2 separate regions of the Homo sapiens genome follow, and region 2 is linked to region 1. A link is an interaction called in ENCODE POLR2A ChIA-PET data of the cell type or tissue named here. Cell type or tissue: GM12878. All regions are shown on one strand. Each heading gives the region's core, and the rest is flanking DNA. Links, peaks and the distances in the headings are about the cores only.

Evidence for each region. ChIA-PET counts read pairs that join two places held together with the same protein. Peaks named below come from ENCODE experiments on the same cell type or tissue, not always from the same donor. Only the 100,000 strongest peaks of a DNase experiment are listed, where the experiment ranks them.
Region 2: POLR2A ChIA-PET joins it to region 1 with 7 read pairs; 2 of 35 experiments call an interaction of 5 or more read pairs at or near these places.

What each region holds. Positions count from the first base shown.
Region 1 is chr6:69,650,093-69,655,475 of GRCh38, forward strand. No RefSeq gene overlaps it. Among named protein-coding and RNA genes, the nearest start is that of LMBRD1, 140 kb to the right of the region's middle. RefSeq lists an enhancer at 4,993-5,383. In GM12878, for the core only: no CTCF peak of the experiment used is centred there; no DNase peak of the experiment used is centred there.
Region 2 is chr6:69,787,934-69,793,316 of GRCh38, forward strand. LMBRD1 (LMBR1 domain containing 1) reads right to left here. Exons shown (of 16, transcript NM_018368.4): 2 at 2,363-2,539. Among named protein-coding and RNA genes, the nearest start is that of LMBRD1, 6.4 kb to the right of the region's middle. In GM12878, for the core only: no CTCF peak of the experiment used is centred there; a DNase peak (open chromatin) is centred at 3,288; H3K4me3 peaks cover 2,460 bases; H3K27ac peaks cover 652 bases.

The DNA.
Region 1 (5,383 bases), core at 259-5,258:
GAGTTTGAGACCAGCCTGGGCAACATGGCAAAACACTGTCTCTACAAAAAATACAAAAATTAGCTGGACATAGTGGCAAACACCTATAATCCCAGCTACTCAGGAGGCTGAGGCAGGAGAATTACTTGAACCCAGGAAGTGGAGATTGCAGTGAGTCGAGATCATGCCACTGTACTCCAGCCTGGGCAACAGAGTGAGACCCTGTCTAAAAAAAGAAAAAAAAGAAAAAAATATATATATAGAAAAAAATTAATAATAAAATTATGTCCAATTTGTAGAATTTTAAAGAATATAGCTAAGTTGCTTAGCAACATTTGAAAGTAAGTCAGAAACAGGTGGTATGACTAGAATTGAACCATTCTAAAGTCATTGATGTTTAAGACAGGGATTGGCAAATGCCAGGCCTTAGGCAAAACCTTACCCATTATCTATTTCCTTTTATTTTTCGACAACAGAAATTTATTCTTTCACAATTCTGAATAAAAAATTTTTTATTCTAGAAATAAAAAAATCAAGGCATTATCAAGGCCATGCTCCCTCTGAAGTTTCTAGGGAATAATCCCTCCTTATGTTGTCTTAGCTTCTGGTGGTTACCAGCAATTCCAGTGTTACATAGCTTATAGCTGCATCACTCCAATTTCTGCCTCAGTCTTCCCATGGCTATCTTTCCTCTGTGTGTCTGTCTGTGTGTTTACATGGCCTTTTTATAAAAAAAAAGCTAATCACTAGATTTAGGACCCAGCCTAATGCAGTGTGACCTCATCTTAAGTTGATTACATCTGCAAAGACTCTACTTCCAAATAAGGCAACATTCACAGGTCCTGAAACTTAGGACATCAACAGATCTTTTTGTACTTGGAGAAGTCCATGGCTTCATACTCCCCCTCCTGGGCCCTCAGCAGTGGAGGACCCACCCTGAGGGCCCTCCTGGCAGCTTATCATCTATTTCTATAAATAATTATTGGAACACTGCTACATCTATTTGTTTATGTAGTGTAGTTGCAAAAAGATCCTATAGCCTGAAAAGCCTAAAATATTTGCTATCTGGCTATTTACAGAACATTATTTTTCCAATCTCTGGTTTAAGAGCAGCATAAATATGTTTATTATATCTAGACTTTAAATCTTCAGAATATTAAGTAAAATAACAGGAACAGAAAATGTAACTCCCAATGAAAAATAAGGAAATAAAAGATGAAAGGATAGAGGGAGGTAATTAGAGTCAGTAATTGCAGAAAGCAGTTTCTCTACCACTATTACCACCACTACTACTGCAACTCCATAATCAGGGCTGGAAGAACACAGAGAAGAGGTTGATGTTATCAAAACATAGGAACTTACGAGTCTTGCAAACCCGAACCTCAAATCCAGTATGAAGTGAGTTGCAAGGAAGAAAAGTGATTTATAGAGTTTCAGCTCTAGGATTTTCAGTGGCTTCAGAACTGGAAAAAAAAAATCATTTAATAACCAGCTCAGATAGATTTAATTGGCTACATAAAGATGCTTTGTATGGCCAAAAAGAACATGCACATAGTCAATAGACAAACAACAGAACTGGAATAAGGACAAAATCATTATATTCATGGCAATCTATACAACTGGAAAAAGAAAACCCAAACCAAAACAGTATTTTTTTTAATGAGGGTATATTTACTGCTACCCTATTTGTAGTTGTGTAACAGTGAAAGAGCAAAAGAGCTAACATAACTAGCTCCATATTTGTTTAAGTGGCCTTTACCCATTCCTGCACATAGGCTAGGATAATTTTAAAGCACTGAGATAAAACTCAAAAACAGCTATCATGTAGTTTTGAAATGAACTCTGGGATTAAAGGGAAGGATATAAACAACTAACTGTGTTTTGTTAAAGATTTACAGGAGCACTGTGACCTGACCAAGGACAAAGAAGTTCCCAGTCTCCACAAACCCTCATTGGCACTCAGTTGTCTGTGGTCCTTGGTTCCTTTTCATCCCAACCCCTGAACTTAGTTTTCTCATATTTTCTCTCCCATAAAAACCCTCCAGCCAGACTGAAAAAAATTTAAGATGGTACTTTAGAACACTATTTCACTATCTTCTCAGTTTTGCTGCCTTTCTGGATAAACCTGCTTTTCCTCCCACCAACACTCATCTCTCGTGTCTGGCTTTTGAGAGGCTATCAGCCAAACCTAGGTTTGGTTACAGTGGCAGAAGGAGAAAGACAGAAAAAAATAACCAAAAACAAATAGAATGCCCGTCAGTATGGGAATGGTTCAGTGAAATATATTTACACAACTATCACATCATGGATACCATATCCACTACATAAAAATGAAATTGGTTTAGGTTCTGGTAATAGAGAAGTAACAGATGTAGGACTGGCCCTCTATCAAGGGCTGCAGAGGCACTTAGCCTTATTCTATTTGCAAGGTAACAAGTTAGCCTGCCACAGTTTCATAGATACTAGCAGAAGAAACAAGACTCTGGGAAACAAAAACAAAAACAAAAACAAAACCAACTTTCTTATTCATGGCACAATAGGCCATTTTCTACTCAAACATCCTAGTAAAGACTTTCTGGGACAATAGCTATCATAAGATGTATAGGAACATCATGGAGAATTATTCTCCAACATCCTCCTGCAAAGAACAATTATAAATTCTAAACAAAATGTAAAAAATTAAACAAAATATTTGAGGGCATTGGAGAGAGATCAAAAGCAGGCAAAATTTTGAAAGAATTCAAGTTTTGAAAAAAAAGATGTGCATTGGATAAGACCCAAGTTTAGACAGACTTTCTCTGAGGGCCCTCTTCAGCCCACTTTAGCACAGCCACTGGAACTCAAGAAGAAAACATCTTGGTTTAAGTTGCCAAAGGACAGAATTGGGGGCCACCAGAATGGCTAAAAATTGAGAGGGAAAAAAATCTGAAATAAGAAAGTCATTCTTTGGAGGAAGCCCTGAAATTAGTAAGATAAAAAACAACAACAAGAACAACAAAACCTTTTTTTAAGTAATTGGCTGACCTCTGAATTTCACTTCAAAGGGGAGACTGCAAGACAATAAAAAGAAATTAAAGGCATCCAGATTGGAAAAGGAAAAATAAAACTATCTTTGTAGATAAAATCTACAAAAAAACTCTTGGGACAAGTAAGTGGGTTAAATAAGGTTGAACAATTCAAAGTCAACATAAACATCAATTGAATTCCCCTATAGTAGCAACAAACTATCCAAAATTTAAATAAAACCAAGTATCATTTTACAATACCATTAAAAATAGGAAATACTTAGATTCAACATTTAAAATGTCAATTGTAGACCAGGGGCAGTGGCTCGCACCTATAATCTCAGCACTTTCGGAGGCTGAAGTGGGTGGATCACTTGAGGTCAGGAGTTTGAGACCAGCCTGGCCAACATGGCAAAACCTGTATCAACTAAAAAATACAAAAAAATTAGCCAGGTGTGGTGGCGGGCACCTGTAATCCAACCTACTAGGGAAGCTGAGACAGGAGAATTGCTTGAACCCAGGAGGCAGAGGTTGCAGTGAGCCGAGATCATGCCACTGCACTCCAGCCTGGGAAACAGAGCGAGACTCTGTCTCAAATAAAATAAAATAAAGTCAGTTGTCCCCAAATTAATCTACAGATTCAGTGCAATCTTATCAAAATCCCAGTAGAAGTTTTTTGTAGAAATTGACAAGTTGACTCTAAAATATTTATGAAAATACAAAGAAACTAAAACTTTAAAAAATGAGGGTAAGGCTGGGCGTGGATTATAGGCTCACATCTATAATCCCAGCACTTTGGGAGGCCGAGGAGGGTGGATCACTTGAGGTCAGGAGTTCGCTATCAGCTTGGCCAACATGATGAAACCCTGTCTCTACTAAAAATACAAAAATTAGCCAGGTGTGGTGGCGGGCACCTGTAGTCCCAGCTACTCGGAAGGCTGAGGCACAGAATCGCTTGAACCCCAAAGGTGGAGGTTGCAGTGAGCCAAGATCGTGCCACTGCACTCCAGCCTGGGTGACAGAGTGAGACTCCCTCTCAGAAAAAAAAAAAAAAAAAAAAAAAAAAAAAGAGAGAGAGAGAATAAAAGCTGTAGAACTTACAATAATTTACTTTAATAGTGCAAAGTAATCAAAACAGTGTAATATTGGCATAAAGACAGAAAAATAGTTCAATAGAATAGAGTTCTGAAATACAGCCAAGTATTGGACAAGTGATTTCCTGCAGAAGTGCAAAGGCAATTCAGTGAATAAAGGATTGTCTTTTCAACAAATGGTGCTGAAACAATTGACTATATTTATTCAGAATAATAAGCCTCGATGTATAACTTGTACCATATACAAAAATAACTTGAAAGTAAACCTAAACTACTGAAACTTTAAGAAGAAAATTTAGGGGAAATTTTTGAAAAATACTTAGGCAAAGGTTTCTTAGACATGACACATCAAACATAAAAGAATAGATTTATAAATGAGATTTCATCAAAATTAGGAAGTGCTGCTCTTTATAAGTTACAGAGAAGAAAATGAAAAGTGAAGACACAAATGGGGAAAATATTTGCCAATCACGTAAAGAACTTGTACTTAGAATAAATAAAGGACTCTCAAATGGCAAATCAACATATGAAAAGTTGCTCACCATCATTAGTCATTAGCAAAGCTCCCTCTCTCAGAATCTCAGCAGAAGTACAATGATTGGCCAATTCATTCACCACTGGCCCACAAGAATAGACATTCACTGCTGCTGGTAATGGAGGGTCTAAAACAATTTGAATGTTGAAGGGATATAACCTCCTCAGCAAGAAGAGCAAAATCATAATATGCTTGGACCATGTAATCCAAAAAAGCAAGGCAAATTGATTATATAGGACAAGGACTTCCTTTTGAAGAATAAATGAAGACATAAAGAAATTAACAATAAATCTTGATGAGAGTGGCCAAGGTGGGCGACTAGAAGCAGCTAGTGTGCATGGCTCTCACAGAGAGGAATGGAAGAGGCAAGTAAATACATCTGCAACTGAAATATCCAGGTACTCACATTGGGACTAATCAAGGAAACAACTTGACCCATGGAGAATGAAGAAAAGCAAAAAAGGACTACAGGCCATCCAGAAGCAACATGGACCCAGGGGAACCTCCCCTGCCCGGGAAAGTAGTGAGTGAATGTGTGACACCAGAAAACCACGCTTCCCTGATGGAACTTTGCAACCCTCCAGTCAGATCTCCTTGTGAACCTACTCCACTAGGGCCTTCTGTCTGACAGACAGAGCTATGTGGAGTCTCAGCAAAGCAGCCACTCAGGCATGCATGGAGACCCTGGAGCATTAGCTACTTGAGCTTTCTGGCAAAAGTAGCTGCAACTCTGGCAAAGTGGGATGTTAGACCCCCATACATACCCATAG
Region 2 (5,383 bases), core at 206-5,205, 140 kb after region 1:
ATATTTTTGCTTCTTTAGTGGATTCTTAAAATCTTGTTCAAACAAGTATAATGCAATCTCATAGATTTAAATATCGAAAACAAAGAAACAAAACAAACCTATTTCCTAGGAAGCGAGCACTAATTTAAGCATGTGCTCAAAACAATACTTAATCTAATAGAAAGTTCATAATTTCATGAAAATACTTTAGAAATTTTTTTATTATATTTTAAGTTCTAGGGTACATGTGCACAATGTGCAGGTTTGTTACATATGTATAAAGATGAAATGTTTTCCCACAAAATCTAAATAAATCAAACATGCTCAATTCTAAACTAAAAAAATCTCCGATTCAAACAATAATTATACCAGGGATAATTATATGACCTCTATACATCAGAATACACACATATACATATATATCATTATCTATTTAAACTTAACAGCTTTCAGAAAGAAAAATATCCTAGAAATTTATAATTATGTACTGTACATTTGGAAGTATACTACACTGTTTTAAAATAAAAAGAATATCCAGAAATTCTGAAAATGTCAAAATCTCTTATCCAAGAAACAAAGCGATATACAGAGCCAAAAGAAATTAAACATTTTTATAGAATTTAATTCTAAAATGACACTTATTTATCAGAGAAAATGACCTCATAATGTTACAATCAACCATTTAATTATCTATGTCTAACAGTATTAAAAGTGTATTTATTCTTGCCCAATAATAAAAAGCAGAGAAAACCCAATGACACCAGTAAAATTAGTCATTTTCTCTAGAAATAATGTTTCAACCCAAAATATAAAATGTGAATTAAGTTTATATTTTGAAAAAATGTAGAATCACTAGTAGGTATCCTATTTACTAGGCTACCTGAAAATATCTCTTACTTGTTTAGAAGCCATCTTCCCAAGAAACCTCATGAACAAAGCTCTCTGGAACCAAACTGCAGAGCTTCAAATCCCAGCTTCAGCACTTACAGGCTATGTTATTTCACCTCTTTGAACCTTGATTTTTCAGCCACAAAAACACAGATACTACTACTTATCTCACAGGATTGTTTAAGAGACCAAAGGAAGTTACTAAATGTAAATCACTTAAAATAGAGTCTGACACATAGCAAATATTTAATAGATGTTATTTACTATCTTTATAACATTACAATGTTTGGCACACACTAAGTGCTCAATTAAAACTTGCTAAATGGTGTACAGAAAAAAAATGTGGTTTTCACAGCAATCAGAGTATATCTAATTTTCATAGTAATCAGAATAAATTTAAACCTAACTACAAAAATATTTTCAAATTATTTACCCCATTTGGACCAGGGATCGTGGCTCATGCCTGCAATCCCAGCACTTTGGGAGGCTGGGCACGTGGATCACTCGAGGCCAGAAGTTTAAGACCAGCCTGGCCAACATGGCAAAACCCCATCTCTACTAAAAATACAAAAAGAACTAGCCAGGCATGGTGGCTGCATGTCTGTATTCCTAGCTACTTGGGAGGCTGAGGGACGAGAATCGCTTGAACCCAGGAGGCGGAGGTTACAGTGAACCAAGATCATGCCACTGTACTCCAGCCTGGGCAACAGAGTGAGCCTCTATCTCAACAAAATAAAAAATATATATATAAAATAAAATAAAAAATAAAATAAAATTATTTACCTAATTTAGCCCAATTCAGGAAGTTATTTTGTAATCATGTATTATTAAGATAAATGAAAAACTATTTCATTCAAATATTTAAGTACTAAAGCTAAATACTGGGGCTACAACAACAGAGACAGTTCCTGAGTCACAGAAGCTTAAGCTAGTAAGAAACTTAAAAGTAATTTGCATAATTTAAAGGAAACTCAGAAACCTTTAGTCCACACCCTTCATTTTTAAAATGAGGAACCTCAAGTCCAGAAAAGTTAAGTGGTTTGGCTAAAGGTCCACAGCTAGACAGTTAAGGGTCAAGACTAGAACTCAGATCTTATAATTCCCAGCCTAATTCACTACACCATACTGACTCAAAGTACTCAATATGAAACGGAGATTAGGATCCTGATCTGCCACTAACAAAAGCCCTTCTCAATTATTTACTTATTGCATTAATGCAAATCAAATAAGCTTCAAGGGAGTTATGAGCAGCAAAAAATATATAACCTATTATGATTACTTAAAGCATTTGCAGGGCGGCTGAATTAATAGTTCTTATGTCAGTTGTAAGTCTGCTTCTGGTCTATCAGGTTAGATGTCACATTCTCAGCTTCTATGTTGTATTTCCATTCTCATTCATTCCCAGATACAAAAATAAAACACAATATGTATCGGACTGCCAAGTGTGCCAGAAATTTGAAAGGAAAAAAAATCTGCAAAGTAAGATTATATTTACCTTAAATGTACCATTTTGATTTTTCATGTAAGAAACCAAAAATATATCCACTGGTAGAAGTGCTGATGTGATAAGTGCAATTGCTAGAGAAAAAATTGCTGTTATGGTGGAGACAACTTCACTTTCCCGCCGACTTTGGTATTTACGAACATATATCCAGCAGAATGCCAAAATAGCCTGAAATAGAACAAAAAGAGATGTTTGTTACTACCCAGTGTATTTTCTCTGATTTTTGTATGTGTTTGAAAGTTTCTAGCAGGAAACCTTATGTGAAGTAAAGGTTATTTTAGTTGTGTAAGGAAAGCCCACTATCCCTTAAAAACTTGTCCAAGATGTATAATTTTCAAAGCCTACTTCATGAATGCAGTACATCACGTATGCATACACACACAATACTATTAATAACAGTGCTCAGCTACATATTTCCTCATTAAACACAGTGCAAACGTTAATGGTTTCACACATCACAGTTATAACTAGCTTTGAATATTTTTTTCCCTGTAGATTTTTCCAACCTAAAAGAGATATGAGTAGAAGCTGTTCTATTCTAGGCTTATTACTGAAGCATTACAAAATATAACTTGGATGAAAATTAACTTCTGTCCTGTTCTGACAGTTCAAGAATAGCATTGAGCTAAAGATTAACTGCCAGTAATCACCATGCAATTATCACATTATACTATAATTTAAATTTTAAAGAGCATTAAACAAAGAAAAGTCAATGCTGAAAATGGATACATGTGCACAGCAAGGAGCTTTCCAGTGAAAAAAGTTCACTCAGAGGTAGAGGTTGACATCTCTAGTCAGCCAAGTACTCTTAATAGTTACCAATGCCATTCTAGTGACTAACACAGAGCATAGGACTTTAATGATTCTCTAACGTTAGGAGGCATCGGAATCACTTGGAGGAACTGTTAAAGCACAGATTGCTAGGCCCCATCCTCTGAGTTTCAGATTCAAGAAGTCTGGAGTGGAGCCAGAAAATCTGCATTTGTAACAGCTTCCCCAGGTGAGGCTACTGCTGGTCCAGGGCTGTATTTTGAGAACTTCTACTCTACTCATAGGGAGTTGCAGACAGAGACTGTGTTATTTCAGCCTTCACTGTGAGTCAGAATCACCTGGGTAACTTTTAAGTACCCTTATAACTTCCCTACATTCCCCAATCAATTCTATCAACGGAGAATAAGGCTCCTCCAGGCATCAGTACTTTAAATGCCTGAGGATTTCAATCTGAGCCAAACTTGAGAACCATTGTTCTAAATAAGAGCTCTGGTAGTTTTAAAAGCCTTGTTTTGACCTTTCACTTTTTCAACAGCGGTTACTTTCTTTCTGAGCATCCTACAATTCCAGGGCCCAAATGAAACTAATAAAACCACCAAACTAGTTTTGCAGCTTCCAAATCCTTCTACCGCAAGCAAGATACAAGAACAATTCCATCATCTCAGAAAATTCCTTTGTCCCTTTGTAGTTAACTCCTCTCTCTGCCCCCAGCCCTTGAGACAGGAATAATGCATGATGTTCACAAGGGCTAAAAAATTCCAGAGAGCAGTTTTCCATGACTAGAGGCTAAGGGCTAATAAGACCCTGAAAAACCAGGGTGTGGACCAAGCTGGTTAAGACCCACTGGACCCAACATGGCAATGGATTTGACCTAGGTTTCACCTAGGACCTCATTATATGCTCATTAACATGCTCAATCACACACCTACCAGCACCATGGCAGTTCCAAGACCACTCATATTTGATGTAAAAATGGGTGGCACCACAATTTCAAGAAGTCTCTACTTTTTTCCAGGAATTTTCATGAATATGTCCCTTGGATAAAGAAACCCATAAAGGTAGAAACTCCAAACCTCACCGTGTGTCTCTCTCTTAAGAATGCCCACACGAGTGTGTACTTTTCCCTTTAATAAATCTCCACACTTACACTATTTTCTGACTTGCCCTTTAATGTCTTCTCATGACAGTGTCAAGAGCCTGAAAACCAGCTGGGGTTGAGATCCCACCAGTGTTTGGGGATCTCCCTCAGCCCACCAGTATCACCCTGACAACCACTATCTGTTTTCTGCCCCTATAGTTTCTGCCTTTTCTAGAATATCATAATGCCTTCATATAGTATGTTGTCTTTTCAGTCTGGCTAGTGTCATTTGGCACAGTGCATTTAAAACCCATCCAAGTTGCTGCATGTCATTGCTTCATACTGCTGGCCTTTCAACTGGTGACAGAATAGCAGGAAAGAATTGACTGAGAAGGGAGTTAAGACTTTGGAACAAACAAACAAAAAGGATCTAGGCTCAAATTCTTGATTTTGGGAAATTTATTTTTCATAAAATGTGACTTTGTATTAATATTTGAATGAGCTTGTTTTTAAAGGAATTCATAAATATTTTTAACATTCCCCAAATTCATTCTGAAGTCTTTGAAAGCTGAGTCTCATCTTTATATCCTCAGCAGTACTTGACACAAAGTGTTCCAATAAATTTTTTATTGGATTTCAAGAATGAAAGAAAACCTGCATTTTGTAGGTATTACTGCAAACAAAGGATTTTGCCAATATCAGGCAGACAAGCTAGGAAACGGCAACCAGGCAGAAGAGTTAAGCCAGAGATTCCCAAACTTTTTGGTCTCAGAATCCCTTTATAATGGTTTTAAAACTGATAACCTTAAAGAGCTTTTTGTTCATGTTATCAATCATTACTACAATATAAAATAAAACCAAGTATCCTCGTCTATAGGAATACTTCTTTCATAACAAGTTATAAGGATTAAATGAGATATAAAGGGTTTACCATAGTGGCTGGCCATAGTAACTGCTTAACAAACAGTAGTAGTTATTAGATAATTTGATAAAAGAAACAAATATATAACTCTGTTAACAATTATAAAGAAAAGTTTCAAATAGTCCCCCCAGCTTCTCCCAAAAGATTCAAAATAAATTGGTCTGAACACTGAGATTTTTAAAACTCCCCAGGTGGTTCTGATGAAAGGTCAAGTTTGCAAACCACTGGGGCAGAAGAAGGA